Regions from separate parts of the Homo sapiens genome. Here region 2 is linked to region 1. Evidence: chromatin loops called from intact Hi-C (ENCODE). Cell type or tissue: CD4-positive, alpha-beta T cell. All regions are shown on one strand. Each heading gives the region's core, and the rest is flanking DNA. Links, peaks and the distances in the headings are about the cores only.

What was found. A loop is a pair of places that touch in the nucleus more often than their neighbours do. Peaks named below come from ENCODE experiments on the same cell type or tissue, not always from the same donor. Only the 100,000 strongest peaks of a DNase experiment are listed, where the experiment ranks them.
Region 2: it touches region 1 in a loop (27-fold over the local background); 8 of 110 quality-filtered maps call a loop at or near these places.

Annotation. Positions count from the first base shown.
Region 1 is chr6:96,619,477-96,636,297 of GRCh38, reverse strand. No RefSeq gene overlaps it. Among named protein-coding and RNA genes, the nearest start is that of FHL5, 65 kb to the right of the region's middle. In CD4-positive, alpha-beta T cell, for the core only: a CTCF peak has its summit at 9,400 (motif pointing left); no DNase peak of the experiment used is centred there.
Region 2 is chr6:97,385,536-97,402,356 of GRCh38, reverse strand. All of the region lies in intron 1 of LOC101927314 (a long non-coding RNA gene), which reads right to left. Among named protein-coding and RNA genes, the nearest start is that of MMS22L, 110 kb to the right of the region's middle. In CD4-positive, alpha-beta T cell, for the core only: CTCF peaks have their summits at 7,807 and 8,013 (motif pointing right); a DNase peak (open chromatin) is centred at 8,036.

The sequences.
Region 1 (16,821 bases), core at 4,928-12,927:
TGTATCATATTTGCACATCAATGAACTTATGCCCCAAAGTGGAACTGTGGCTATAAACTTAAGTGTGAACCTATTGCTTACCATTGCTTCTCATATTGTCATTGAACAAGAATGGCTTGGAAAGGTTTCACTGATATTGTACCCAAAAACTATATGTAGAATTGTTCAGAGACTAAATAAGAAATTTAATAATTGTGAAACTTTCTAGAGAAAAATTACCTGACCTGGAGCAAAATTAGAGTTTGGAAGGACTTCCAATTTAGTTTATAAGTACAGAAAATATGAATGTAGCAACTTTTTGACTAGGCCTCTTTTTGCATTTAGGAAAACAGGTGGAGTTATTTGAATTTGAAAGAGTCTACTGGGTGAGGGTGAGAGGCATTGAAATGGGATTAAGCTATCCATTTATTAGGTTATTTAGGGCTTACGTTAATTTTGTGGCTAGCACAAGTAAAGCATTCTGCTGCTTGGGGAAGTGTTTTCTCTAAAATATTCTAAGTACTTATTTTGTTGGTGGCTGCAAGAGTAAACATATTTGTGAAGTTTTTAGAAAAAGAGACTTCATTCCTCATTACAAGGAGATTTACTTGAATATGCAAGTTGTTATTTTGAATGGTGAAAGCCACATTTATGTAGAACTTCACCATAAATATGATCTTAAGTAGCACCTACTCTTAATCATATTTAGATACTTCCAATGAAAAAGATTTTCTGTTTGATTTTAATTTTAGAGGAATGCTACTTGCTTAGCAACAGCCCCATTCAACCTATCTAAAATGTTGGCGTTGAGAACTTGACATTTTATAGTAGATTCACGTTTATTTGCTGGAATGGCTGATACAAAGGGTTAAAGATCTCCATGCTACCTAGAGTAATAAATTGAAAATTAATTGAGATGACTTCCATCTATCTTCAGATTCTATGACTTTCATTCTTCCCACACTGATAAAAACAATGTAAAAAATAAGTCAAATTGCAGTAATTGAAAGCTGATCCTCTGGTCTATAGGGGCAAAATGGCTTTCCTCTTCAGCCCTGTGAAGCTGGCTGGGGCTCAGTGATTACACATCAGCTCTGCAGTAGAGCACTTCAATATGAGGATGCATTGCTCACCGTAATTTTGTTGAAAAGGTCTGTATACTATTGCTGTCATCCTTTTTTCTTCAGAAGAATTTAAGTATTTACTCACAATTGTTTAGTCAGGAATAAAACATCAGGTAAGAAGAGGCTGTTTTATATTATAAACCACAAGTCAATTATTTCTTCATTTTTAATGAACAATGGATCACTAGTTTCAAGTTAGAAGCAAATGCTGATTGACAATAAAGTCCGTTAAATACTTGCAAATGCTAAATGCAGTATAAAATACATTAAAGCCACATTTCCTGTCCTCAAATGGCTCATAATTTAAGATGATAAAGTAGTCATATATTCACCCTTCTGCTTTACTTAAAAATTAGACTCAAAGGAGAGGGGCAATTAAGCTGCCAATAAAACAATGCCTTGCCTAGTCCTTCTTAATTAAGTCAGCTTTTTGTTAAGTAGGTTATATCTGAGAATGTTTTGGGAAGGGGCAATTATTACCAGTGGGCACAAGGGAACATTTTTGGTGATGGAAGTGTCCTATGTGTTGGCCGTATTGGTGGCTATATGAGTGAACATATTTGTCAAAACACATCAAACTACTATTTAAAATGCATGTATTTTAATATATTTAAATAATACCTTACCTTTAATTTAAAAAGCCATCCTAGAAATGAATATAAAGCCCAACTAACTGATAGAATATTGTTCAAAGGATATGTGCAATCAAGTCAGAGAAAAGGAAACACAGATGGCTCTGGAAAAAAAAAATAACATATATACACATATATACACATATGTGTATATGTGTATCTATATGTATACATATATACACATATGCATATATATACACATGTGTATAAATATATATATATGTGCTAGATTCCTCTCAAAGCAAATTAAAATAACTCGAGATACATTTTTCATATATAAATTTGGAGAAAATGATTGATAACAAACACATTGTGTGGGAAAATAGATACTCTCATATTTGCCTTGTTGAAGTATAAATTGGTACCATTCCTATGGAGGGCAGTTTGGCAACAATTAACAAAAACAAATGCATATATTTCTTTTGATCCAGTAATCCTGCTTTTGGGGAATTTGTCCAACAGATATACTACATGCAGGCAAAATGACATTTGTATGATCTTATTACCTGTAGAATTGTTAATAATTGCATATGATTCCTTAAGTGCCCAAAAATAGGGGACTGGCTAAATGAATTATGGTACATCCATGTAATGGAATACTGTGTAGCTGTAAAAATGGGAAAGTCTCTATATAGTGACATAGATAACTCTCTTAATTAAATGAAAAAATAAGGCACAGTTTCCAGGAAGGTAGAGTAGAAGTAATTTTCCCTATTCCTCTCTCTAATTACAAATCAAAATCTTAGACATTATACATGCATTAAAAACAAAACAAAGAAAATGTAAGAAGACTCTGAAAGGTAGAGAGAAGGTAGCAGACCAGCTACAAATCTCAGGACCCAAGAAAAACAAGGTGGTGAGTGCCGTGGGTTTTCTTTCTGCCTTATATACCCAAGACTTGTTGCTAAAAAAGCTGGCATCCTGGAAACACCGATGAGAGCAGACAAAAAAAAACAAAAAACAAAAAACAAACAAAAAACCCTCAACAAAAGCCTACTCTCTCTAGTGAAAGGACCAGAAAATGGGCAGGCTAGCATGACAGAAAACTTTTAGACAATAACTACTCCAGCAAAATACCACAGAAAAAAATTATGTCCTTACTCCCAACCATATGAGCAAAGGCTGAGTGTAAAACCATCCCTCCACTTGTCCCTCCCAGAGCCCTGGTGTCAGGGTGGTGTCAGAGAACATACACTAAGAAGGAATCTTAAACTTTGATCCACATTCGGGGATAAATTGGACTCAGTCAAAATTTTAAAATTTTCTTTTTGAAAGACCATGTTAGTGGATGAAAAGATAAGCTACAAACTGAAAGAAAATGTTTGTAAGCCACATATCCAACAAGGACTAGTATCTAAAATATATGAAGAACTCTTAAAAGTCAACAGTAACAAACAAACAATAACAAAAACAAGCAATCCAAGTAGAAAATAGGAAAAAGACATGGAGAAATTTTACCAAAGAGGATATACAGGTGGTAAATAAACACTTGAAAATTTGTTCAACATCATTAGCCATTAGGAAAATGCAAATAAAAACCACAATAAGATATCGCTGTACAACTATCAACATAAAATATAAAATTGAAACTAATTAAAACATGAAATGCTGGTAAAAATATGGAGAAACTGAATTACTCAAGCATTGCTTATGGGAATGTTAAATGGTAAAGCTGCTGTGGAAAACAGTTTGATATTTTATCATAAAAGTGAACATCGCTATCTTATGACCAAACAATTATATATGCCTGGGCATTTATCCCAGGGAAATGAAAACTTATGTTCACCCAGAAACTTGTACCTGAAGGTTTGTGGTGGCTTCATTCATAATAGGCAAAAATTAGAAACAACCTACTGGGTGAAAACTTAACTGTGGTACATTACTATCATAGAATACTACTCAGCAATAAAAAGTAAGGAGGTATTGGCATATGCAACGATGTGAAATAACCACAGAATCATGTTGAGTGATGAAAGTCTGTTTCAAAAGATTATATAGTACAGAATTTCATTTATATAATGTTCTTGAAATGACAGAAATTTAGAAATAGGAATACAATTTTGGTTACCAGGGGTTAGGAGGGAATGGGAGTGGCTAGAAAGGGGGTGTGGCTATAAAATGAACAGCTTGAGGGATTCTTGCAGTGAAGCCAGAGTGTTATCAATGTTATTATTCTGGTTGTGATATTGTACTATAGTTCTGTAAGCTATTGCCTTTGGGAGAAACTGGTAAAAGATACATGGGATCTCTCTGTATTATTCTTACAACTACATGTGACTCTACAATTATCTCAAAATAGATTTAATTTTTAAAAGTTGATGTTCAGAATAGCAAAACTTATGCTACTTTATGTGTGAAATTGTGAGAAAAAATCTGTAATTGTTTTATTCTAAATGAATAATGGAATGCTGGAAAGATATATAAGAAATTTAAAACTTAAAAATGTGGTCACCTATGGAAGAAGGGATGGAGAAAAATGGGGACAAGAATAGAAAGGAGATCACTGTACACTCTTTTAACTTTCCAATTTGTGTGTTTTTCCATTTTACATTGTAAACTCCCATGGATCAAGTGTGTGTGTTATTTTGACCATACCTGCACAGTGCCCTATGGAATTATTTAGTAATTTGTTTAATGCTTGATAACTAGTCTATAAATATGAAGATTTTCATATGATAGTGATTAGGTGGTTTTCTGGAAGGCAAATCTATTTGAATAAAAATATAGAGCATGGAGAATGGATTAAATGGAAACCCCATTTACCACGATGTTTTTAGTATTCATTGCATGCCAGTATCAAAACATCTCATGTACCCTGTAAATATATATGCCTACTATGCACCCACAAAAATAAAAACGTTAATAAAGTAAATAAAACTGGAAGTTTGGTGGTGATATAGAAGACAGTAAGAAATATAAGAAAGAAACATACATGTGACATCTTAACAAATTTAATTGTGTTTTTTTCACTCTCATTTTATTCATTTGACATTAACTTTATCATTTTGGAAATGACTTCTTCTGTCAGCTCCAGCTGCTGGGTAACTATAGTTCTTAACTCTTGAATCAGTGTCCATTTTCTCTGTCTGCTTTGTTGACTCAACGTTTATCTCTATTACTGTGTGTGTGGGTGTGTCTGCGTGGGAGGTGGATGAGCAGTAAAGAAGAAGGAAAAAGGACATATTTGTCTTTGGGCTTCTATTTATTTTTCAGTTCACACTATATCCCAGAAAGCCCCCACATTTAAACATTTACACGCCAGGCACTATGTAAGTGCTTTATACATTAGTTAATCTTTGTAACAATGCTAGGAGGAAAGTTGTATTACTATCATACCTATGATATAGATAAGGAAAATAAAGCTGAGTGAGGTGAAAAGCTTCCCCAAGGTCACATAGCTACTAAGGGATAGAATCAAGATTCAAATCCAGGTCTGTCTGACACCAAAGTCAATGCTCTTTGCTGCTGTCCTTATTTGAGTAAGGAGTTGTAGTATGAACTTTAGGAGAGCAGATGTGGATGCTGTGAACCACATAGAACATATCTCCGGGGGCGTTAATGGGGAAAGAGCTAAGAAATGGGTCATAAATTGGCCAGACTATAGCGGTCAGTGTATGAAATGCTGAGAGCTCATAGGTGCTCAGGTCATCTTGAAGAAAATACATGCTTTGCAGGAAGAATGAGGGATTGAGGAGATGCTGGTCAAAGGCTACAAAATATCAGTTAGAAGGACGAATAATTTCAAGAAATCTATTGTATAACTTAGTGACTACAGTTAAAAGAATGTATTAATACTTGAAAATTGTATATTTTAAGTGTTCTCACCACAAATAAATAATATGTGAGATAATGCATATGTTAATTAGCTTTATTTAGCTATGCCAGAATGTATATGTATTTATAAACATCATGCTCTATGCTATAAATATATACAATTTTATATGTCAATTAAAATAAATAAGAAAAGAATACATAAGAATGAGGCAATATCTGTATGGGAATTTCTGTGATAGATCACTGAGATGAAAAGTATGTTAAAGGACCCATCTCACAAAATGGAAATCATTTTGTCAAAAAAATGAATGTGGGAGAAAAGAATGAACAAAGGATTTGATGTTTTGTACTGGGGAAAAGAATATGGTTGTACCTATTCATAGGGAAAATGGTAGTAGAGCTATCTTGGTTAAAAAAAAATAAGTAGCCAGGTGCAGTGGCTCATGCCTGTAATCCCAACACTTTGGTAGGCCGAGGCGGTGGATCACGAGGTCTGGAGTTCAAGACCAGCCTGGCCAACATGGTGAAACCCCATCTCTACTAAAAAAATACAAAAATTAGCCAGGCGTGGTGGTGGGCACCTGTAATCCAGCTACTTGGGAGGCTGAAGCAGATAATTGCTTGAACCTGGGAGGCAGAGGTTGCAGTAAGCCGAGATTGCGCCACTGCACTCCAGCCTTAGTGACAGAGCGAGACTCTACCTCAGAAAAAAAAAAAAAAAGGCAAAAAAAGCAATACTTCTATCACTGGCTCTGCAAATGTGATAGGCTGTTATCCAGACATAGAACAAGGAAGAGGAGTGGCTATTGGACAAAAGAGGAGAAGATGTTGGTGTGAAGTATATGTGGAAATCATTACTCAAGACAATTAGGATGGCTAAGCCTGTTTTGACAGCATACTTGGAAAGAGAAGGATGGTGTCAGACAAAGATCAGAAAACCAGACTCCTAAATTAAAGAAAAAGAAGAAGTAAAGAGAAAGTTGACCATGAATCAGTTCAATGATAGATTGATGGATTTGAAATAGGCCTTTGAAAGAAAACATCAGATGTGTACTATCAAACTGTGCAACTGTTTAGGATAGAACTTTTCACTGTGCTAAATTAGATCAGCGCATAATTTTCAGTTAATTTTTGACTGATGGAAATATCACTTTGATGTGGTCTGCTGTATCTGACTTCTCCTCACGTTTGGATTTCTGCTACTGAAAGTGCACTCCAGGGACCAGAGCTATAACCAAGTGCCAAGCCCCATTCCAATAACAAAATTAACCATTATGGCTCTTTAGGAATCTCCAAGATAGTCTTCAATTTTAAATTATCTCCTTTCCTTTCTGTGCCCCTACACATGGTGAGGCCAGTATTTATGCCTGGCTTTCCCAGATAATTGCTGGGTGGCTACTAGCCCTAGTTGAGACAATGGTTTAGAAAAAGCCTCTTACTGATTTCAGAAAGTCTACATATACCACAGAAGACATACTACTTGCTGTGGCCCCTACCTCCAGGACTTCACGGACCAGTTAGCTACAGATTAAAAAACTTTGTCTAGGGAGACAGACTTAATGCCGATCCAATTTTCTTCAAGAGGGAAAGTCCGAGTCCAAATATCTGTTGTATCTGTTGTGGTTACCACCTTTTGAGTGCCCTTCCTCCAAGGTCAGTCTCCCTCCATTGCATTGTCCCCAGTTATGATGAAAGTTTCTCCACAGGTTAAAAATTACCACTCAATCTACAGCCTTTGGGACATAGAGGAAACTTCTGTGGCTTGTTAAATCACTGTATTTCGGTATTTCACACAGTATATGCTACTGACATTTAATCAGAAGAAACAACTTTTTTCTAAAACTAAATTGTTAATAAGGAGATTACAACTATTTGACAAGAATAAAACATAGTCTAAAGTTTGGAAAAAGTGCTAGGGGAAAATGGAGTAAACTTTGATGTAGTCATGAGGCCCTTTATACTCTTGTTGATTAAAATTTGCCTGATAAATTACTTTCTGGAAATAAAATTTAATTCCTCCATGCCACTCACACTCCCCAGTGTCAGGGCATTCAATAATAAATGGGATCTGGATAAAATGCATTCTTCAAATGTAATTATTACTTTAAATATCATATAATGATTATCTCTTCTTTAAAAGACGCTTTTACTTTAAGACATGCATACCAAAATTTTATAGATTAAATAATATGTCTTGGATTTGCTTCAAAGTAATGCTTGTGTTAGTAGGAGGGAATATGTGGAAGTATAGCAAAAAGATTGAGTGGGAGATAATGTTTGAATCTGGGTGATGGCTACTTGCGTGTGTATTATACCACTCACTCTACTTTTGAATATGTTTGAAATTTTCCATCATAAAAAGCTCAAAAATAATATAATGGTCACCCTTAAAGCCAGTCAGTTCTCATCAACATTATTACTTTTCTCAAAGGCAAATCATTCAGAACTACAAAGCAACTGTACATTATACTCACTACTCACCTCTGACCCCCTAGGTCTTCATTGGGCAAGCAATGTTGGCAAAATGTTTTAACTTTCCAGGGAAAAGCTTCAGGGAATTCAGCTTGACAGGGTGAGTGTAGAAGAATTTATACTAAACTTTTATGTGTTTCTGCAGAATCCCTTCCTGCTGGATCAAGAGACCTATATGTTCATATGCCAGAAAAAAGGTGAGGCTCTAAAAAGAGAGGAGAGATTATGGACAGAACTTGGTTTTATTAGTCTCTATGAGCCCTGGAATCAAAATATATGTTAAAAGATGTTTATAAGATTTACTCAATTAGAATTCTCTTGAAAATTCTATTAAGTACTTTTCTAATACTCTTCTTTTTTGCAAAATACCAGAGTTTCTGAGTTCAAGTACAATTTCGCCCAGAAAAACAATAGTACACCCAAATGTACTGATTGTTTTAGAGTTGGTCTGTTACATCGCTGTTCACAGATATGTTATGCCAATTTTTCAACCAGCTCAGCAGCTGCAAGATTAAATAATAAGGTAGAGACCATTATGGTAAGTGCAGGTATAATTTTAGTTATAGATAGAGAGATGGATATTGTTTATAAGTTGATCCACTGTTTATGGGAATTTTGGCATAGTGTTATATATTCAGGCTTGACTGGGTCAAATCTGTCTTGACTTTCTCTCTTACAGCATAGCCTTGGGCAAGTTATGAAACCTTTCTGTGTCTAGTTTTTCCCTAAGGTCTTTCACTGTGTGTAAATTAACTGAATTTATGTTCATAAAGGATCCAGAACAGAATTAGTTCTTGTGCTTGTGCTTATGAAGCTTATAGTAATAAATATGCTATTAGACTTCAATCCTAGAATGTTAGACCTGGAAGAAAATACTATAATTGCTTAGTCTATTTCTCTTATTTTATAGTTAAAAAGCTTGAAAAAACTGCCAATGTCCAGGTTCCACCACCAGAGAATTGGGCCTGGGGTAGGGCCCCCAGGCAAATCTAATATGCTAAGAGGGATGAAAACCATGACTTACAAGTTACAGGAAACTGTCCTACTGGAGGCTTTTCAGCTTAACTCTAATATCTGGCATCTGGATAGATCATTCTATGTGGGCTCTCAGCCCTTCTCCCAACATGTCTGTGCATCTGTTCCTTCTGTGTTAGAGCAGAGTAACACAAACATATAATTAGTATGCTCATACCTAATATTTATAACTCTGAAACCTCTGATTTTTCTTTCCCAGCTTAAAAATACTGATGTGTTTTAAAATGCCACTTGTGAAAAGGCTAGCATTGCAGGGGTAGAGGTGAAAGCAATTTGCATAACTTCTGGAGCTTAGAAAGGAGCCTGGACTAATACAGTAATAGTGCTTTGGACAGTAACAATTTTCTGCCATCTAGTGGATAATTCAAAGAATAAACCATACGTTTACTTTTTTTTTTAAAAAATCGCATTTTCATGAAACTATGACTTCTAAGTATCCTGCCACTTTTTTTTTGTTAGTAAAACAACTACTTTTCCACAAACAGTTCCTCAAATTTATTCTTTCATTGGTTTTATTGATTGATTCTTTTAATGTGAATAAAATTATGCCTCCTTTTAAAATGTTGCTAGAATGATGGGGCACAGTGGCTCAAACATGTAATTCCAGCACTTTGGGAGGCCAAGGCAGATGGGTTGCTTGAGCCCAGGAGTTGGAGACAAGTGTGGTCAACATGGTGAAACCCCATCTCTACAAAAAATACAAAAATTAGCCAGCCATGGTGGCGCACACCTGTGGTCTGGGCTACTCGGGAGGCTGAGGTAGGAGGATCGCTTGAACCCGGTTGGCAGAGGTTGCAGCGAGCTGAGATAGCGCCACTTCACTCCAGCCTGGGTGACAGAGCCAGACCATCTCAAAAAAAAGAAGTTGCTAAAAAATGTGGACACACAAAATATAAATCCAGCATGCTCCATTTCTAAATGTTTGCCTACTTAGAGGCCTGTAATAAGGATCAATTGTGCTTATATTTGGCTCTTTCTAAAGTTTCTCCTTTCTAATTTTGGAGGTCGTAGTGTCCAAGGTTAAGAGCATGGTTTGGCCCTAAAGCCAAACCTCTTACTTAAAACTCTGGCCTTCTTGTAATAACTGTGGGATCTTGGAGAACTTAACTTCTTTGTGCTCCAGTTTTCCTATCTGGTAATGATAGTATATACTGCATAAGGCTACTGGAGGAATGAAATTCATGCAGTCCTTGGTGTTCAGTGTTATTAATGCTTTTATCATTATTGTTTACATGTGTATCAATGTTTACCAGTTTTGAGGAAGAAATTCAGAAGTGACTTGTCCTGTGACTCAATTCAATTTTAAAACTCAACATTTATTTAAGCTTATTTTATACCCAACATTATGGGAAATACAATGCTGAATGAGACATTGCCCTATTTTGAATCAATAGTTTCAGATGACTATAGGATAATTAACTATATAACTCAAAGCAAATATAATGAGTATGATATGAGAATTGTCATAAATACATAGGAGGGGGTGAATATTTCCAGCTGGAAAGGTTGACTTGTGAGTGATAAATGGCTAAATTTTAATTTGGAATTAATTGCATAAATGGCGATGATAGGGAGGACTACCCAGGTAGGAGACTATTTTGAGCAAAAGAACCAAGTTGAAGAAAATCCAGTATTTATTTATTTTGGGAGCAATGAGTAATAAGATATGGCTAAAGCAGAATGTTTCTTCATTCTTTCACCCAACACTTATTTCAGCACCTTCTCTGTACTAGGTTTTGTTCTAGGCAATGCATATTTGATGGTGAATAGAATAGACAAAGACTCCATCCTCAGAGGTACCTATTCTAGTGGGGAAAAATGCTGATAGAGTAGCCTACGAAGAGCCATGAGGCCAGATTTTGGAGGTGAACTAATGGAGAGCCAGTAAAGGCTGCTGAGCAAGATGAAGCCATAATCAGATGCTAATTAAGAAATATTGATCTGGTGGAGGAAAGGTGTAGGATAGATGAAAGGATGAGGCCATGGAGATACAAAAACATGTTTTAACAGGAGATAATTTAAAGCATCTAGATGAGAGGTAATGAAGCTTGAACCATGGCAGTGAAAAGGAGAAAACAGTCTTAAGAGACATTCAACAAGTGAAACAAGACCTGCGACCAGCAGGAAGTGGGTATGTGGGAAAGGGGAAATGGTAACACTAGGCTTTCTGCAGAGAGTGGTGGCACCATGTATTTGTATTAATAGCATCACTGATATCATAGACTCTGGAATCAGATCCATACGTATTGTAATAACTCGAGCCAATTATTGTCCCTCTTTTAACCTCAAATTCCTCATCAGTACAATGAGAATAATTTAAAGTACCAGTTTATTAGATTATTGTAGAAAATGAAGGCAAGCGCATTTCATATTCCTAGGGACATGGAGAGTGCTGGAGGTTCTTACTGGGGGAGGTAAAGAAAGCTAAGACAACATCACCTACACCTGCCTGCATTTGCTTCAGATGTATTTGAAAGGGAGATTGTTGTCACTTTAAGGTAACAATTATTCACAAAGAAGATAACTAGCTGAAGATTTTCAACAATTATTGTACATTATGATTACAAACTAAAGGTCTTTAATATTTCTTTTGAGAATCAAAGCAGTTGTGGGTTTTGATATTACTCTCCTCATAAACTGACAAAAGCCTCATACTGGCAGCTAGAAACATACTTCTTATGAGAGATAATAGAAGATTTTATGAAAAACCTAAGAATGAGAATTAAAGTTTCAATACCCAGAGAGTTTTTATTTCTCCCAGTTTTAATATCTGTCTCTGAACATTTTCTAGCTGTGGACTTGTATTTCTGTTCTTAGAAGCTACATATTGAGTTTAATACTGGGGCATCAGGCAAGAAAAGTGTGGGTGCTAGTTAAGGACCAGGTAAATGGATAAAGAAATGCCTAGATGTTTATTTTCTAGAATTCCATCCGAAGTAATTATGTTAATATCCTAAACTTATATCCACTAGGAATTAGTGCACATTAAGAGAAGGAGAACACTGGAACAGGAAAGGTGAAAGTGTCAAAAAAAAAATAGGAAGCTTAATAAGGAAGAACAAGAGAAATGCTGTACCATGGGAGGATTGAGGCAGCCCATAAATGCTGTTCTGGTATGATAAAATAATTTAATATGTCCAAAGCTACACATACTCAGCGTAGGTTAAAGTAAAATTGGCTGCATTTTTGAGGAACACAGAGAATGCATTTTGAGATTTAATCAAAGTAAGTACAATTGCATTTCTAGCTGTCTGTACACACATGATACAAAACTTGGACAGATTGACTCCAAATTTGGCAGGCATATTTAGGATGGTCTGGCTTAACAAAAAGCTATGCAATGCCTAAAACATCTACTTTGAGGGCCCTAGAGGAAACTTCAAATATAGGCAGTTATTCTCCAAAGCACCTGAAAATTAAGTGTCTCCAGACACCCTGTGAGTGCTGGTTGAGAAAGGCATATTCTATAGATTAATAGTATATGGACAGAGGAAACAGTGGTATCAAAATCAAAACTTCAATGAAGATACTTGAAACTAGAGGCATTAATTTGCCATCTAGCTGCTTCTTACATGGGCAACTCTATACAACATGATTGAGGCCAATAGCAAAAGGGATTTACATATTAATCATGATTATTGACAACTGACACTAGGAGAATATTATAGCAATAATATTTTCACAACTAGAATTTAATTCAGAAAGTATTTATTGGCTGTCTACCCAGTGCCAGACACTTCACTAAGCACTGAGTTTATCAAAGATGAATAAACATATGATATAGGGTCGAGTAGGGGTGGGAAGGAAGGTGAAGATAATTGACATTTTAATAACTTTATAATATGTTGAATATGTTCCAGGTAGATGTAAAGCAGTTTGCATATATTTTATTTCATATTCACATCAAACTTTTTGAGATTTATACTGGAAAATTGAGAAACCAAGGCTCAGAGTTCGGTAACTTAACCAAACGTCACATAACAAGCCCGTGGCAGAGCTGGGATCTGAAACCAGCTTTTCTGACTCCAAGAACCATCGTTTAACCAGGTTGCCTATCACTCCTAACTGTAATATAAACCAAGTTGTTTAAACTTCTCACAGAATTATAAAAAAGAAGTTGCAGGAAATGATTAAATTTTGCTAAGGGATATTAGTAAAGGTTTCACATAGGAGGCAACTTTGATCTGGGCTTTAGAGGTTGACTAAAATTTTGACAGGCAGGTGAGAGGAAGAGAATCCTAAGCAGAGGAAACAGCATGGGCAGGAGCACATAAAAATTAAAGTGAATGGTATTTTGGGGAAACAAAATAAGTCTGCAAGGGAAAACGAAAAAATTGTGGCTTTTCTTACAGGGCTCAGATGTAAGGAATTGGTGAGAGGGAAAATCCAAGATAGATTTAAAAAAAACCCAGCTTTATTGAGCTATAGTTTACATATCATGCAGTTCACTCATTTCAAGTCTATAAGTCAATGATTTTTAGTAATTTTATCAAGTGGTGCAATGATTACCATAAATTAGTTTGAGAATATTTTCATTCTTTCCAAAAAGTTTCCTCGTGGGCATTTGCAGTTAATTACAATTCATGACCCTAACCCCAGGAAACCACTAATCGACTTTGTCTCTGGAAATTTGCCTGTTCTGAGCATCTTGTATACATGGAATCATACAGTATGTGGCCTTTTTGTCTGACTTCTTTCACTTAGCGTAATATTTCCAAAGTTCATTCATGTTGTAGCATGTATCAATACTTCATTCCTTTTTATGGCTGCATCATATTATATTATATGGCTGTATCATACTTCTTTCATCTATTTATCAGTTGAATACTTGGATTGTTTCAAGTTTGGGCTATTATGAATAATGCTGCTATGAACATTTGTGTGGACATATATTTTCATTTCTCTTGGGCAGATATGAGTGAAATTTCTGGGTTTTATGGTAGTTTTATGTTTAGCTTTTTGAGAAACTATCAAACTGTTTTCCAAAATAGCTGTATCATTTTCTATCATTTTCATTACTGCCAGCAATATATGAAAGTTCCTGTCCCTCTACATCCGTAACAATACTTGTTACTGTCTGTCTTATTATAGCCATTCTAGTCTGTGTGAAATGGTATCTCATTGTGGTTTTAATTTGCATTTCCCTAATGACTACTTTTCATGTACCCAAGACTTGAATTCAAAAAGCTCTATTTGGATGATGCATTAACTATGATGAGGAACAGAGGACGATAAGTGGAATTTGGAGGAAGGATAATAAAGTTATTTTTAGGTGTGTGCATGACATTGGTTTGAGATGTCCAAAAGGCAATGAGAAACCTGGGTCTGGAACTCAGAAGAGAATTCAAGGCAGAAGATGTATATTTGGAACTCAGCTATCCAGAGAAAGCAATTGAAATCATGGAATTAGGTAAGTTCACCAACAGAGAAAATATAGAGCAAGGAGGTCAAGAATATTTAGGAATATTTGTTTTTAAGAAATTGATAGAGGATGGTGTGCCAGTGAATGGGGCAGAGATTTAGGAGACATAGGAGAGAATGGTGTCATGGATGCCACTGGCAGAAAGATTTTGAAGAAGCTTGAGGAAGCCAACGATAGCAAGTGCCTATCTCATAGCAGACAGAAAGTTGAAGAAGCAATCATGGACTTTTGTGGCTACATATTAGTTGGTGATGTCTAAGAGAGTAATTTCCATGGAGGGGAGAAGACTGATACTAACTGTAGTCCTTAAGCCCAAAATTTTATCAAACTTTTCCTTTTTTTGTGCATGTATTTTGCCTCTTGTAACTATCTTGTAGTTTTGGAAAGTTTCTATTACATAGGGAAAACAAAAGTTTTAAAATTTTAATTTTTTATTTTTTTTCAGAAATGTCAAAATTTTTATCACCACACTCTTTTTCTCCATTTTTCCTCTATCCATACTCCTTCATTCATTTCCTGTTTGAGAGGTTGGGTTGAAGCTCTCAAATAAACAGACTTATCAGTGATGCTACAGAGGCAAACAAGGGATAGGATGTCATTTTTTAAAGAAGGAATAAGCCTTAAGGATTCAGTGTGTGGAATTCCGTAAATATCAAACTTTTTGTTTTTGTGTGTAGCAGGAATAGCATTTAATGTCACTGTTTGAGTCACTGGATGAATGTCTGCTGAGCTCATTAATGTTCCTCATTTAGAGAACCCTTTATGGACATCCACTCCATAAGTTTGTTAACATTCGTGGGAAAATATTTGACCCAAATACTCTTTGCTCCTCGGTGACAGGGATCATAATTCTATCACAGCGAGCTGTTCCCTTTCTCAACCACAGTGATATAAAATCCAGTCATTTCAAATACGTGTAAACTCTGTTATTTCTTTTATAGACTCCAACTTTGAGTCTGAATCTCGTTTCTTTTCCCTCCTTTTTGATTTCCTCCATATTGAACTGAGTATCTAGTCTAAAGCTTATCAACCAGAAAAATTCAGAATGGTTATAATTATCATACAAAACTTCTCTAATTCTCTCTGGATGATACATTTTTGGGACCATCTAAGAAGGCACATGGATGACTTGAATGGATGGTCTCATTTCTAAATTCTTTTGAGATGGATGGTTCAAATGAAGCCTTGATGTCCTCTCTCCTCGATATCCTTTTTTAAATGTTGACATAACACAATACAGATTCAGTAAATTCTGAGAAGTCTTAAGGCCAAATCTATCCTGGTGATGTATTTTCCCAAGTCTTGACAGGTCTCCTTTACCTCTCCCTGAAAAGAGGACCTCAAAGTTCCCATACATTTTTTAATGATGATCCCATCTCAGTCAATCCTGCAATGTTTCTGGTAGGATAATGAAGATCTAAAGACTTAATACTCCTGGAAGAAGAGGTTTAGGATAAAGGTAATACCTAACAACTGTAATTTCTAGTGATATTCTGACTCTTTCATTGAAGAGACACTATTCCAAGACAAAAAGTTTATCTTTTGGGTCCCCACAAGATCAGTACTTTTCAAAACCATGTGATTTAAAAAGTGAACTAGAAATGTTTGATGAGGGTGTTCTTTCAAATAGTCTTTGTGGAACATCTTTGGTCGTTAAAAGAATTCAGCTTCCAAGATTAATTCTGGAGAGTAACTAAATGATACTAATAATGTGGATTAAAGTTTCATGAAGATTTGTGTACTAGACATAAATTTTGCTTTAGATAGAATAAATAAGGGTTTAAAGCCACCAAGAGTTTTAGCAATTCCTTACATATAGAAATAAGAAATTAGCAAAAGACTATCTGCATCAAAGCAGAAAAATTCAATTGAAGTGGGATTTTTTTCATGAAATATTTTCAGAGTCACAGAAATAATAATTAGAGGATATTTTTAGTTTAGAATATTTTCACCATTTTATTACTGTAAGAAAGAGCATAGCTATGGATCCCCTAATTTAACAGAAGAGAGATTCTGTTTGGGTCGGACAATTTTGTTTTTTTCCTATTAATGCCCTGAAATAATATCTGAATATATAGTTATAATTTGAATGTTGTAAAAACAGATGGGTAATAGAAGGTAAAAGTTATCATGTTTCTTTATGTAATCGAAGTAGAAACACTACAGAATTTATTCCACACCTATTCTGTTTACTAAACAGTTAATGTAAAAAATAAATCTTTAAAAATAATGTGAGTAATATAGACTATGTAAAATGTAAATTTATTCAGTATAAGAGACTTCTAAAAACCAATGTATAAAATTAGCAAAAACTGTATCATTATCATAATAAACATCTATCTATAGGTGCATTACAGACTATGTGCTTGATTAAATATATCTA
Region 2 (16,821 bases), core at 4,383-12,382, 770 kb before region 1:
AAGGGGAACATCACACACCGGGGCCTGTTGTGGGGTGGGGGGAGTGGGGAGGGATAGCATTAGGAGATATACCTAATGTTAAATGATGAGTTAATGGGTGCAGCACACCAACATGGCACATGTGTATATATGTAACAAACCTGAACGTTGTGCACATGTACCCTAAAACTTAAAGTATAATAAAAAAAAAATCCTAAAAAAAAAAAAAAAAAGAATGTCAAGATAACAGAAGCAGGAACTCCTGCCAACCAAAAAGCAGCAGACGAGTTCTCAGGTGCCATTAAGAAAATCAGTGAGGAGAAAGAATATCTGTCTGAACAGGTTTTTAATACAGATGAAAGTGCCTATTCTGGAGGAAAAAAATGCCACAAAGAGCATTTATTAGCAAGTAAGAGAAGAGGAGTAGGACCAAGATTTAAGGCAGGAAGGGACAAGCTAACTCTGCTGTTTTGTGCAAATACAGTTGGGTTTTTTATCAGGACTTTCCTTAACTATAAAGCTGCTATCTCCTGAGGGAAAAGATAAACATCAGCTGACATCTTTTGGTTGTACAACAGGAAGGCCTGAACAATGAAAACTCTTCCTGGATTGGTTCCATTAATGCCTCGTCCCTGAAGTCAGCAAGTACCTTGCCAATAAGAGAACCCCAATAGAGAGATCATCGTGAAAGTCTGGAAGGATTACATCATTGAAGATGCATTTTTGTTACATAAGAAGCCAGGAAAGTCATCAAGCCTGAAACAATAATTTCCTGCTGGAAAAAATCTGTGTCCAGATGTCATTTGTGACTTCATAGGATTTACAGCAGAACCAAGCAAGAAAATCATGAGAGGGATTATGGATATGGCCAAAAAAAAAAAAAAGTGAGGGGTGCAGTGTGAAGAGTTTCATGACGTGGATTTTGGAGAAATTCAAGAGCTAACAGTTACCACACCAGAGGAATTAACAGAAGACATATTAATGAATATGAGTGCTTCCAAACCAGTGCCGGATAATGAATAAGAGGACACAGAAGAAGCAGTGCCAGAAAATAAATTGGCATTAGACAATCTGGCAGAAGGGTTCCAATTATTCAAGCCTATTTTTGACTTATTTTACAACATGAACCCTTCTATGTTGTGGATCACTGAAACTAAAGCCAATGGTAGAAGAAGGATTGGTACTACATGGAAACACTTCTAGAGAAATTAAAAGGAAAAATGTCAGACAAAAATTACAATGTATTTCCATAAAGCTACATAGAGTGTGCCTGCCTCTCCTGCCTCCTCTTTCACCTTCTCTGCTTCTTTCACCTCTGCCACTCTGAGATAGCAAGACCAACCTCTCCCCTTCCTCCTCCTCAGTCTGCTCAACATAAAGATGACGAGGATACTTTTCTGATGATGCACTTCCACTTAATAAATAGTAAATATATTTTCCCTTCTTATGATTTTCTTAATAAGATTTCCTTTTCTCTAACTTACTTTATTTCATTAGTAAACAACTGCAGTTAGAGGAAAAGGTAACTCTTCACTTTAGCCTATAAAAGGTCATTTTTTTAAATTCTCTTTTTTTGTTATTTTTGTTTGGGTTTTGTCTAGGAGGCAGTTCATTTGTTTACATTTTATTTTATTGCAAGAATACAAATATAAAAATATAACATATAAAATATGTGTTAACCGGCTGTTTATGTTATCAGTAAGGCTTCCTGTCAACAGTAGCCTATTAGTAGTTAAGTTTTGGGGGAGTGAGAAGTTATACATGGATCTACTGCATGGCCGATCAGCATCCCTAACCCTTTCTTTGTTCAAGGGTCAACCATATTTTCTTTTAAAAGTTATTTTTTTTTTAGCTAAATTGCTTTTAAATGTACTATATTCTACCTAAAGCTACATTCTTATTCACAATGTACTTCCTATACTTTTTCTCTCTCTCCCTTTGGCATCCTGGAGAATTGACTGCATCTGATATGAAATCAAATGTCTTTTCTACCCCAACACAACTGAGAGACATAATTCATTCAAGAGTAGTGTCTTGCTACACTAGTAACTGTGGGATAACAGGGAGTACACACTTCTAAAAGGAACAGTCGCCTAAGATTATAAATAAATAAACAACCTGGGTTAGAGGAAAAGATAACTCTTCACATTAGCCTCTAAAAGGCAATTTTTTAAAATTCTGGTTTGTTGTTATCTTTATTTGGGTTTTGTTTAGGAGGAAGTTCATTTATTTACATTTTATTTTTTATATTTCTTATTTTGTGTCTTTTTAAAATTTATCAATTTACATATTTAAGGATTAAATTGCCTGAAGGTACAAATACAAACATAAAAAATTTAGCTAAAATACATAAAGCACAGCAGCAGCCATCAGCATATATTACAATACCAAGTAGCTCTCATAAAGATGCCCCCAAACTCAATAGGTTGGATTTCCCTGCCAAGAATAATTAGAGCCTCCACCAAACTCCACAAATCTTCTTGTCACCAGATAACGAACCTCAGAATTAATTTCCACAGTGCTGTACCTATTCTGAGTTGTTCATATAGAAAAAAGACCTGAACTGTTAAGAAATATATAGATCATCACTGATACCTTAAGATATACCTAGAAACAAACAACATTGAATGCAGTAGCATTATCAAATATCTAATAAATATGGTATTTATATTTAAAAGTACATGGTCTCACAGGGTACCTCACCTAAAGCAATGCAAGTCTTCTCATTTTAATGGATAGGGATGATGGGGTGGGGGTGGAGATTGGGGGTTGTTTGGTAACCAAAGTGACAGCCTGTGAGATAGAGGGACCAAACACAGAAAGATTTTTAAAACTGGAAATACAGTTTACATTATATTTGTTGTGCACATATATTGACTACTTCTTGTCAGTGAGAGGAGCATTTATCTAAATTATGGGTTAGCCAACCTTTTCCGGTCAAGAAAGAGGAACACACTACATGGTGCAGTAACACCAGTGCCACCACCACCCAGCACAGGCATTGTACCTTACAGTCTACAGAGTACTTTTAAACTCACACACTCTCTGTATCTTTGTGCTCATAAGACATGCTCTGTGAAATAGTTAATAGATATCACCCTTACCCTCATTATGCAGATGAGAAAAATAGGCTCAAAAACACTAGTTTATCCAAGAAACCAACATAACGTGAGAAAATAATTTTGCTTATGTTTCTATACCACATTCTGAAGTCCCATTGGCCTGACCTGGCCTGTTTCACACTGACACTCATTGTAACTTAGCTGTTCTGCAAGTTGAGACCACACCATCTTCCAAGGTGCACACTACCTCTACACAGCACAGTGATGTAGGTAAACAATTGGTTCCACTACTTTTTTTTTTCCAGTGTCAGAGTCATAGCTCACTGCATCCTTGAACTGTTGTGCTCAAGCGATCCTCCCACCCCAGCCTCCCAAGCAGATAGAATTACAGGCACAAGCTACCACGCCCAGCCCCACTACTTTGTGATTAAGAGTAACCTTTCACAGATTATTTTGAATTCCAGTTCCCACAGCTTATAATAACAAGCTTGCCAATGGCTTTGAAAATTAAATGAAATTCTGTTTAAAAATTGTGCTGCCAATTATGAAATGCTACAGAAAATTTCACCCATTCAGTTGGTCAGCTACAAATATTTAAGTGTCTTCTGTGTGTCAGGTACCGCAAATATAATCATGAGCAAAACAAATATAGTTTCTCCCCTCCTGATGCTGAATTATGGTTACTAGTCTGAATGATGATTATTAGTGATCTTAGGCTGATTGGTGTACTTAAAACAGAAATCTGTAATAAAGTAGCATTTTCATAAAAGCAAGTCCAGAAGCAAATTGAGTAACACAAACAGCATAAAATGTGAGAAGATATTTTCATATATTTAATATAATAGCTTGATGATTATAGACTGTGTCTTGTTTAAGATGCATGGCAACGGAAGCACAGCCATGTACAGAATAACGACATTTTGGTAAATGATGGACAGCATATGAGACAGTGGTCCCATAAGATTATAATACATATTTTTACTGTACCTTTTCTATGTTTAGATACACAAATACTTACCATTGTGTTACAATCACATACAGTATTAAGTACAGTAACATGCTGTACAGGTTTATAGCCTAGTAGTAACAGGCCAGACCATATAGCCTAGGTGTGTAGTAGGCTATGCCATCTAGGTTTGTGTAACTATACCCTGTGATGTCCGCACAATGACAGAATTGCCTAAGGACACATTTCTTAGAATATATACTGACATTAAGTGACACATCACTATATGTGAACAATCTGGAAACAATTCATAGATAAGCTACAGATATGGTTAATTGGTTAGAAAATAATATCTATAGAACAAGTTTAAAGGACCAAATTTGTTATCCTAAAAGACAGAAAAAAATCAAAAGAAGCTTAGTAAGAGTTGTCAGGTTAATTCAGTTATGTAACTTCTGCTTCTTTCCGTCTCCACTGAGGACAAGTGCTCAAATTGAAGCATAAAGGTAGTCAGATTTGTGGCGGGAAGGTCCTACTGTAAGACTTTTTAAATAATTGATTGCCAAAAAAGAGAAAATTTTATTTCCTTAATTCTTTGAATAAGAAGTGACATTCTTTTGTGTCTGAAATTGTGTGGATATGTGAAAATAAACTCTAATTTTTCAAAATCCAGAAATCCCTGCTACTTTTATTTGGTGTTCATTTCCCTATAGTTATGTAAAAGGATCTACTATCTCTCATTTAAATTTATTCTGAAAGAGTGGGACAGAGAAAGAGGAGCTGAATTTAACAATTGTCTTCATTTTTATGAAAGAACACCACATGGAAATTAGAACAATTGTTCTACATGTCCTTAGAGGCCAACGCCACAAGGAATTGGCTTAAATGAGAACATGGAAGATTTGGGTTAGACAATTCCTAAGTACTAGGCAGAGAAGAGTAGAGCGGGTCAGCAAGCATATGTTTAACATTAGTAGGGTTGGACGACTGGGAACAGAAGTACCAAGTGGGTTCTATCTTGAATGGAGACATCTGCTATTCTAAAAATATAACTTTTTAAGGTCCAACTTAAATCTGCTTTTGAGTAGATTTTCTACAGTGTCAACTCAGTATCGTGGATTTAATTTTTCCTTCTTTTTTTTTATTCTTCCAGAAAATAGAAATATCGGTAAATTTCTCTCGGATTCCACCTACTAACCATCAGAGAAATCTACTATTTTATTACTATGGTATATGATAAGACACTTTAAATATTAAAACTAAATCTATTATGTATCCATAATGTCTACCTCAGCAGTTTTTGGACAATTGTTACGTAGAAATTTCATTTAGATTCTATTTATTTATATCCCACCTCTTTTAAAAACTGATTTGAGATAGTTTTCAACAAGATGTCATAATAAGGTTAAAAAACAGATATTAAAAAGTTAAGAAAAAGACAACTCAAGTGTCTGCTTTCTAAGTTGTTGTGCTTGACCTTTAAACCTGGCTCCTGGCACCCAGAGCATAAAGAGAAATGCAATATAATAAAGACTATTATAGTTCACAGTGAAGAAGCATTCCAGTTTCTAAGGGAGAAAAGCTTCTTATAACACTAGATTACTGATTTCAACTTTTCTGAAAATAATATGAATATATATACACCGAAGATAAATCAGAGAGTATAAAAATATGAAACATACTTTTTAAAAAAAAAATCAGAAATCCTGCCCTCAGAAACAGCCATTTTTATCACTTCAGTGTATTTCCTTCCTATCTCTTTTCTGTGCATTCTACCTACTTTAGTTCCAAGTATATAATTTTGAGATTTGTTTGATTTGCTTAACATGAACCTTTTTAATGATTACATAATGTTTAATTACATGGACATAGTAAACAAATCATTACTTTAATGTAAACTCTTCAGATCATTCATAAATTTTTACCATTATAAATGGTATTTTATTGACCATCTTTGTATAGAAACGTTTATCTGCAACTCTGACAATTTCCTTTAAAAAATATTTCTAAAATTGAAGCTACTTGATCAATGGCTATAAACATTTTAAAGATCCTGCTGTTAGAGACAATCCTTGGAGTGATACGTATGCTGCTATATAAAAGAATGAGGAAGATCACTATGAACTGATATGGAATAACTTCCACAACATTTTGGTAGATTTAAAAAACAAGGTGCAGGCCGGGCGCGGCGGCTCACACCTGTAATCCCAGCACTTTGGGAGTCCAAGGCAGGTGGATCACCTGAGGTCAGGAGTTTGAGACCAGCCTGGCCACCATGATGAAACTCTGTCTCTACTAAAAAAATACAAAAATTAGCTGGGCATGGTAGCAGGCACCTGTAATCCAAGCTACTCAGGAGGCCGAGGCAGGAGAATCACTTGAACCCAGGAGGTGGAGGTTGCAGTGAGCCGAGATTGTGCCAGTGCACTCCAGCCTGGATGACAAGAGTGAAACTCCGTCTCAAAAAAAAAGGAAGCAAGATCACATATGTGCATTTTTCTTATTTTTCTTTCTTTGTTACCTTGAAGGAGTCATCTTGAAGGGGCTTCTACTGGCCAAATCTGGGACAATGAGTACAGTAATGAATTATAAGTCATTTTAAAAAATTGGAATTAATGAGTCTATACAGACAAATAAGAAAGAAGGGAGGCAATTTGCTTACAATAGAATGCTTAGGGCCAGGTGATAAATGTAAAGGGGGTACTGGAGTTGAAAATCAGCATTCTACAACCATCACAGTAAAGATAGGAACTAACAAAATGATCAATAGGTACTAGGTTACAGGAGAATTTTATAAAGAGTAGAATATTTTTATGTTCTTAAAGTGTTTCTACACGGGAAAAAAAATAATTACATAATGAAGAAATCAGACCACTTTTGACCAGGTAAATGAAATGAACATTGTCAAGGAAGGGCAGATGGACATCATGTGCTTCCAGATGTGATACTTTGAGAAAGCCACAACATCACATAAAAAGCATTTCAACAAAGAATGTATAATCAGAATCTAATGAGGAACATTAGACAAACACAACATGTAGAATCATGTATTAAAGAAAAAGAAAGCAGCTATACTCTTCAAAGAAGTCAAAGTCATAAAAGACAAACTAGGGCTGCAGGACAGTTCTAGATTAAACGAGGATGAGGAGACATGACAACTAAATGCAACAGCTGATCTTAGACTGGATCTTGTACTGAAGGGGAATAAATCAATATAAAAGACTATTGAGTCAACTGACAAAATTATTAAATGAATGGTAGATTAGATAGTAAACATCATTGCATTAATGTTAAATTCATCAAAGCCAATAACAGTACTGTGGATATGTAAGAGAATATCCCTATTCTTAGGAAATACATACAGAAGTGTTGAGGTCACGATTTTTGTATCTTAGCTTCAAATGGTCTGCAAGGTAATTATAAAGCAAATGGGTTAGAATATTAATAATAGATCTAGGTAAAAGTCATGCAGGTGTTCTTTGTACTAATTATATTCTTGTAACTTTTTTTAAGTTTGAAATTATTCACAAGTAAAAAGTTTAAAAATTAAAATAAAATGATTTTTCCAATTTGCTCACCCACCAATAATAATTATTGAAGATACTTCCTTCATTTCTTCCTTATAGCACAATATTATTGTTTTTTGTAATCTGCTATTTTGACAGGGAGAAATAGTATCCAAATGTTCATTTATTTGTTACTTAATGAGGTTGAAATATGTCCATATATTAGCAATTTATATTTTTCTTATTTGTAAATTATTTTTTGTTTGTAAATTATTTTTTTATTTCTAGGAATTATTAAAAGACTGTTCTTTCAAATAAGCTACATTGAATCATGAATATGGTGAACAAAATCTTCAACTACATTTTTATAGAAAATTCAGAATTGAATGTTACAAGGCTTCTTCCTTCAATAAATTTAATAATGTTGAAGTATGATTGACAGGAGGTCAAAGTACATAGTTCCCTTCCAGAGAACTTCAGTTTTCATTCCTTTAAAATACCCATGCACTACAGGTAGATTGCCACTAGGTGGGAGTAGTGCTCAGTGAAGCAGTGTAAGCAGCCAGAGCACCTCGATGTGTTGATATCCAAGCATTCATTCATTCAACAAATCTAGAAGTCTCTTTTCTAGGCTGCTGGTTCTTTGCACCCAATTCCTCACAGATTTAAAAGCATGTATTATCAGTATTTTAGTCAGAGATAATTTCTTTCTTAAAAATTATTTCAAAAAGAAATGTAATTATTATGTGAACAAGTATCAATACACTTTAAATTTTTAAAAGAAATTAGAATTCTATGATACATGATTGATATCTTACCTCACTACATATTAGCTGTCCAATTAGCAGTTTACTCTAACTCTACAGACCCCAAAATGGAATTTACTATATTTCACCCTGGACTCTTTAATCTAAGATCAATTTCCCCCTAGTTGGATTAGTCATCCCTCTGATTCTCTCAGTTTAAGAAACAGATCTCAAAGCAAAAGAGGTGGCCTACACCTCTCTAATGGTTCCACTAATGCTGTTCATCTCACACTCCTCAAATCTACTTTCAGGTAACAAGGCACCAAAAACATAAGAAAAGCATTTATGGCCAAGGAAGTACCCTTCTTCCTTTCTGGACTGGTCCCTCTTTCTCCCACTCAAAAGGAACCATTTATCTAATTTTTATACATAAAATGTTTACTTCGATTTTCTTTATGACATTGCTCCTTCCATCAATAACTTCTTCATTTAAATATAAATAAAATTAGCTACTAATGAACAGATCTAGTACTTGTACCATTCAGCAACAGGACACTTTTTAACAAGACAAAGAAATTCAACACTTAAACAACTAGAGTGAATAACAAGAGGTTTAGAAAGTGGCAAAAAATTACCTCATCATACCTTGTGTTATCCGCATTTTAATATAAGTAGACCAAAAAAGTGTCATGAGACTTTAGGGAAATATAAATAACAATTTTCAATTAACACTTTTGATTCTGAATCAAACAGCAAGCAACCTGTGATTTTCCTTACTGAGAGGTTTCCTTTTGAAAATTATCTCCACTCACCTTTATGTCTTTGTGTGTTCTGCCTGTGTGACATATATTTAAAAATCAGTATCTATACAATGAATGGGATTCAGATTTACTATTTTCTATTTTGTACAACACATGTCTGCAACAAAACATTATTTGCCTATATATGTGTATGAGTTAATAATGAGTTCTCAGGACGCTTGACTTCCTTAACCTACTTCTGCTCCTCTATGTCATTTTCCCTCCCCATCTCTTGCTCCCACATCCATTTCCCTCCTCCCTTCTAAGCCTCTATTCTCAGTTGTCTCTCCTCAACCTTCTGCTCTGAGCCTAAGACCTCATTATCTCTGCCCCAAACATTTGATAATCTCCTAACTCCCTTCCTTCTATGATCTCATCCCACAAATCTAAACTTAACTTCACAGAAACCTGGCCCTATCACTCAAAAGTCCTCAGAATTCCCATCACTTAGAAATAAAGCCTAGATTCCTTAGAAGGAAATAAGGTTCTTTGTTTTCTGATCTCTACCTTCCTCTGAATAGTGTCTTCCACCTGCAATTTAAAATCCAGCAATTCCTAATTAACCCAAGTTCTCTAATCATATGATTCATCCTTTCACATCTCTAGAACTTTGCATGAAATTTTTTCTTGTCTGGAATGCTTTTGACCTCACACTCCACAGCCTTTTGGCAAACCTTTATTCATTCTTCAAAGCTCAATTCATTTGCTTTCTCCCTGAAGTCTTCCTTATCCCCCCGCCCTGACCCAGCTTTCCTTCCTTTCGTCCTTCTGCTTTCTTTAATATCTTATCATTACTAAAATATTTACAGATTAAATTAGCCCTTCCATTTCCTTAATTATATTTTATGCATGGAGGAGTCATGAAAAGATAGACATTTAGTAATATCAGTCCCCCAGGAAAATTTTTCAAAACTTTTAAAGCTATGTATAAAAATAGTGGCTGGGTGTAGCGGCTCAACCTGTAATCCCAGCACTTTGGTAGGCTGAAGAGGGAGTATTGCTTGAAGCCAGGAGTTCAAGACCAGCCTGAGCAACGAAGTGAGACCCCTATCTCTATGAAAAATAAAAAATAGCTGGGCATGGTGACACATGCCTGTGGTCCCAGCTACTCGAGAGGCTAAGGCAGGAGGATCACTTGAGTCCACAAGTTTGAGGCTGCAGTTAGTTATAATCACTCTATTGCACTTCAGCTTTGGTGAATATAAATATATTAATATGTAATAAATATAGTAATATATTTATTATATTTATATCGATAGATAAACATGTATTTATGTATGTAGATCTTTTAACTATATATGTAGTATATAAATACATATAATATATGAATTTTTATATATATATACATAAATATATAAATATATATAGACTATATATATAGTCAAAAGATCTACATACAAGTGCACTTTGATAAATTTTGCATATTTATAAAATATTTAGGGAAAATGTTGATTAGACGATTTATTTCAACATAACATTAAAATCTATGTCCAAAATGCAATTCCTATAGGTAAAACAAATCAAAAAAGCCTCTATAGTTCCCCAGATCTGCTAATTCTCATTTAAAACATTTAATACAAGATGTCCTATGATAGGAAGATTCTATTCAAGATTACAGTACCTTCTATTCATATGCATAAAATAGGATGTGCAAAAATGAATAAAGAATGCAATGAGCATATGTTTATGTATCATCAGATCAAAATAAAACATTACCTATATAGTGGGAGTCCTACCCAGGGCCCATTCATTGACCATACTTCTCTCTCCCATCAAAATGACCACTGTGCTGAACTAGTTTGTTTCATGCTTTTTAAAATAGTGGGTGTGTTTGTGTGTGTGTGTATGTATGTGTGGGTTTCACATGAACATACGATCTAAGCAAGTAAGTGTTTTACTAGGGCTGCTTTTTTGATGCTATTTTTTAACGGTTTTAAAAAAGAAAACACAAAGAAACCTATGTGCCTGTCATAGCTCTAGAAATTGAGGTATAGATGGAAGTCACTGAATCTAATATGTAAACAAAGACAGCAATACTTGCTGCATTCATTAAATCCACCATCTTTTTCTTTTCTTTTCTTTTCTTTCTTATGCAGACATTCTGCTAGGTGCCCAGAAGACAGAGTGGAACAAGACAGGGCTTGCTCCACTGGAGCTCACAATCTGACAGAACATATATAAACATATAATTATAATACAGTATGATGTGGGAAGGCCAGGATTAGAGATAAAGGATGGATAGAGGATGGAAAAACGGACTACGAGGATGTAGCAGGAAATGCTCCCTGAGGAAAGCAAAATCTTGGCTTAGTCCTTACAAGTTAGAAAATTTCCAAATCCAATAAACAAGAAGGCTAGTAAAGGAGAAATAAAGGTAATTAAAGCCTATTAACTTTCTGATTGAAGTTCAAAATTCTTTTACTAACACAGTTGAAATTTGAGTCCTAAAAGTTTTCTGAAATGAGTGTCTCTCAATTTTAGATCCAAATTAACTACTTGTAAATTAGAACCCATTCACCTTTATCCTTAGGTGCTTATATATATGTAAGTCTGATACACTTGAGTACATAAAGTTCTATATCTGTAATTGGGGACATAAAATACTCAACAGTCTCACAAGTAGTACAAAATATTTAACTCAGAAACCCACCAGCTGCCAATACAACCTGTAGAAACAATAACTGAAAAAAAAAAGAAACAAAAACTGGCATAGAAGATCATTCCAATAAGAAGACCCAACCTTCTCCTGTAGAAATAGGGCCAGTTTCCAGCCCCTCCCTGGAACTAGACCAGACTATAACAAGGAGGTTTGAACAGCACCAAGGGTCTAGCCTAGGCTTCATCCACAGAAGCCCTAGCATACTGTGTATAACCTGTGTCCAGTCCTGAGCTTGGGATCATCAGACAGCCCTAAAAGAAAGCTAGGTTCCCAGTGACCTTCCAAAGCAAAAGTGGTCCATGCTGAATCTTCTCCACCCTTCAACTCCACATCCTTCAGAACCGCTCTTCTCTTCAGGTTATCCTGTGTCACAAACCAGAAATCTCAGACTCATCAAATTGTTCCATACCCATTTGCCTCACTCATGAATTCCTAAATGCATTATATTACACAAAACACACAATTGTGTATGTGTGTGTGTGTGTGTGTAATTGCCCTCAATGTAATATATTTTATTCTTACCTTGATGTTGACATAAACTCCTGGAATCAGAAAATAAACCTAAAGTATGAGCCCAGCTTACCAAAAGGGACCTCAATGGCAATCTTCAAAGATGAAAATACAAAATATACATATTACCACTGCCTCAAACCATTAATCAATGATCCATTGATAAGTAAGAGTTTTGATCATGTTTGGATTTATAAGTTTCTATAGCAGTGAATGAGGTCCGAAATTATAAATCCCTGCCTTTATTCCTGCCTCTTGCAATCCTTTTTTTTTTTTTGAGACGGAGTCTTGCTCTGTCACCAGGCTGGAGTTCAGTGGCACAATCTAGGCTCACTGCAACCTCTGCCTCCCAGGTTCAAGTGACTCTCCTGCCTCAGCCCCCCGAGTAGCAGGGACTACAGGCACCTGCCACTATGCCCGTTCACACTTTAGAATTAAAGTATTCTTTATAATATTTAAGAATGATCAGTTGGCTCTATTTCATGACCTTGAAACAGTGTCCAAATTCCGTAGTTATAAACCTTTTCAAAATGTGGCCTCATCTCTCTTCATTCATCTTCCTCTCACATTTACCACTGCAGCCATGTTAAATTTTCCTTAAGAACCATGTTTATTCCAGCCTCCAAGCTTTTGCGCAACTTTATTCTCTGTCATAACATGCTTCCTAACTTTTACATCTTTCGAAATCCAACTCGAATATTCCTCCAGGTAGCCTTCTCCAATCTTGCCTGTTAGTAATCACGTAATCACTTTGTCCTCTTCTGTATCCTACATGTTGTATTACTGCATTTACCACAGTGTAATATAATTAATTTACATTTGTGTCTCCCATACTTTACCACACAGTTCCTTTAAGACAGGACCTAAAAGTTACATTTGATACCCCTATGGGATACAATAATACCTGTAGTATAACAACTGACACATAGTACAGGCTTTATGTCAATTGAATTGAGCTAAAAGTGCTATGCCATAACCGGTCTAATACCCAATCTCTTCCATGATTGATTTTATTAACAGTTTAGTCTATTTCTGGCCAGTTTGGTTCTCTTGGGAAAAAGAAACAATGGTTTACCATGGTAATATCAATGATGGAAATGGTTATGCTTAATGTTGCCCTATACAGAGTCCCAATTACAACCCGTAATTGTTATTTGATATAATGTAAGTAATAATTGCTAATGCTCATTATTGCTAATATCAACTGTTTATTATGTTTCTGGCATGAAACTATATGTTTTTATATGATTATCTAATGAAATCCCTAAAACAACTCTTCCTGATTTCTTATTCAATAAATCTGCTTTGATGTGACCTCCAGGTCACTTTGGAAATTAATTCATTAACTGATTATTTTGTGGCAGTACACATAAATTGTCTTCAGAGAGCATTTGTCCAGTATCCCTGAAGAGAAAGAGTCAGGATATACACATGAAAATGTATTTAAGACTTTTTCCTGAAATTATTTGCTTCAGGGGAATTTAGTGTCTTTGCCCAGTGAGTCTTCCAGGCTGAGTTTAATACACGAGTGAATTAAAAACGTGAACAAATGGCAACGCTGCAAGCATGGTGAGTTTATTGACTTTTGTCATGTAGGAATATCTACTGATAGTAAAGTTAGTGGCAGAAATGCCTGATGTGGTAGACTTTGCCTTGTTTGACATACTGATATATAAATGAGTATTATTGATTAATTTTTTAAAAAGACAATTTTCCACAGACTAGAATAGAATCTGAAAATGCTATTAACCTCACAGCAATGGAAAAGACTCTAACTCAATTTGATGGAGGCAGCTGAAGAGAAATTCAGGTTAGGGGCCAATCACTTCAGAAAAATTAGTTCACTGTACCAGTTGCAGTAGCAAGCAAACATAGTTTTGAACAACCTCCGACTGTATTTGATGTTTCCAGAAGCTCTGAAACACCAGTAGGGAAATATGTGCACAAGTGTCAAATTCTTAAAGCATCCTTTTCTGTTTGTTTGTAGGGTTAAGATAACAACAACAACAACAATAGCAACAACAACAACAAAACCCAAGAGTGCTTGCTTGTTTATGCATTCATAAGAATATTCCCAAATAAAGAAGACTCCTTCTCAACTTTACCAGCTCACATGTGTAACTTAAGGATGGCCTGCATAGGACTATACAATTTTCTGCTTTTTTTCTATTTTATTTAGATAGAAATAAGCATAACAAGTGAATTGTTCTTTGAGAGATGTTGGACTAAACGATTTCATTGATTCTGACAGTTTGAAGACTAAAATTATAAATGATAAAAGTATGAGATTAGAATTGCAAGGACAATTCTAATCTTATACTTTTATTAGAATTGCAAGGACAATTCTAATCTTATACTTTTATCATTTATAATTTTAGTCTTCAAACTGTCAGGATCAATGAAATGCTTTAGTCCAACATCTCTCAAAGAAACACAAGAAGGAGAACATCACACACCGGGGCCTGTTGTGGGGTAGGGGGAGGCGGGAGGGATAGCATTAGGAGATATACCTAATATAAATGATGAGTTAATGGGTGCAGCACACCAACATGGCACATGTATACATATGTAGAAAACCTGCACATTGTGCACATGTGCCCTAGAACTTAAAGTATTATATATATATATATATATTATATATATATATATACACACATATATAAAGATTAGAATTGTCAGTAATCTGAATTGGTTTACGAAGAGGAAATCTGCTAGTAAAAACAGGACAACTGCTAGCTGTGAAGATGTGTTTTATGTAAGAAATGGTAGGGCAAATCTAAAACGATTTGAGTTTTACAAATGTTGTTATTTGCCCAAATTATCCAGCCCAAAATTAATCCTCTCTATATATTAGATACTGCAATCAATTCTTTTATAAAAATTATTCTCTCATTTTTATTAAAATAGGACAGTTTCTAACAAGGAAAAATAAACGTTTCAATGTATATTTTTAACACCTAGTTAAAAGCATTAGTAATAGTGGGAAATTGAGTTAGACACGTGAAAGTGACTGGTTAAAAATATTAAAAGGTGACTATGAATGTATTTTTAGCAAAATGATATATTTGTAAAGAGCTCTTACAAATTAAGAGAACCACAAAAGAAAAAAGTGTACAAATCAGCAATCCATTCATCCAAAGAACGATAATTGGCATGTAAGTATAATGATAAAAATAACAATCTTCACTAATAATCAAAATACAATATCAAAACATTAGGCCATGCATGGTGGCTCACACCTGTAATCCCAGCACTTTGGAAGGCTGAGACAGGCAGATCACTTAAGGCCAGGAGTTTGAGACCAGCTTGGCCAACACAGCAAAACCCTGTCTTTACTAAAAATTAAAAAATTATCCTGGTGTGGTGGTGCACACCTGTGATCCCAGCTACTCGGGAGGCTGATGCAGGAGTATCGTTTGAGCCCAGGAGGTGGAGGATAGAGTGAGCCAAGATTGCACCACTGTACTCCAGCCTGGGCCACAGAGCAAGACTCTGCCTCAAAAAAACAAACAAACAAACAAACAAAAATCAATGTGGTAGCACAAAAAAAAACTAACAACATTTCAAAATATTGATAATACCTACAGGTGGGAGGCATGGTAAATGCTACTTATATAACCCTTTGAGAAAGCAATATATAAGGCTTACAAAATTTTTTATATCCGTTTGATACATTAACCTTACTCCTCACAATTTAGTTTTTTAAATAATCCAAAAGAAAGGAAAGGTATATGGATGTAACAAAATTGCAAAGAAACTAAAAATATCCTCAATATCCAATAACGTGTAAAAGATTAAATAAAGTATGCTATATCAACCAATAGGACTTTGTACAAGAATTAAAATTTATAAATATAAAATTTATAAATATGAATATAAATTCGAAAGAAAAATATTTATCACAAAATAGGTTGAAAAAATCATAGACATATATATCTGTAGAATGATAATTATATAAAAATTACTTATACATAAAAGACCAGGAAGAAAAGTGAAAAATTACATGCTAATTTATTAGATGTAAGAAGAGTGGTCTACATTTATATATATATAATATATATATTTATGTATATAATATATATTTATATATAATGCATATTTATATAATACATGTTAATAAAGTCTAATTTATGTAAAATATTTTATATCTGCTACTAAAATGTGGGCATCTACAAATAGCATAAAACTAGGCCAATACTAGGACATTAACAGAACCAGTTTCAACCCTTCCTTTAACTCCAAACTCTTCAAACTAGGGCAGTCCTATAATCTATGCTGGCTTCAAGCAATTATCTCATCTGAAAATAATAGGAATTCTATTGGATCAGTGAGTCTCACACATTTTTAGTACGGCAATTCTGTGTTCAAATCAAACCTTATATAATATAGATGACAGTAGAGTATCTATAGCTGAAGTATAAGGAGAAGGGTAGTTCTCTGGCAGGCTGGTTCCATTTCTCTAGCCTCTCTTCCCTCTACCTCTAAAAACAATCTTTCTAAGAAGCCTCTGAAAAAAACAAGTGAAAAACAATGGATTAAAGATTTTGGTGGTCCTTTCATATCTAAACTATAATCACTAAAATAGTATGGTTCTCTTCTACTATAATTTAATG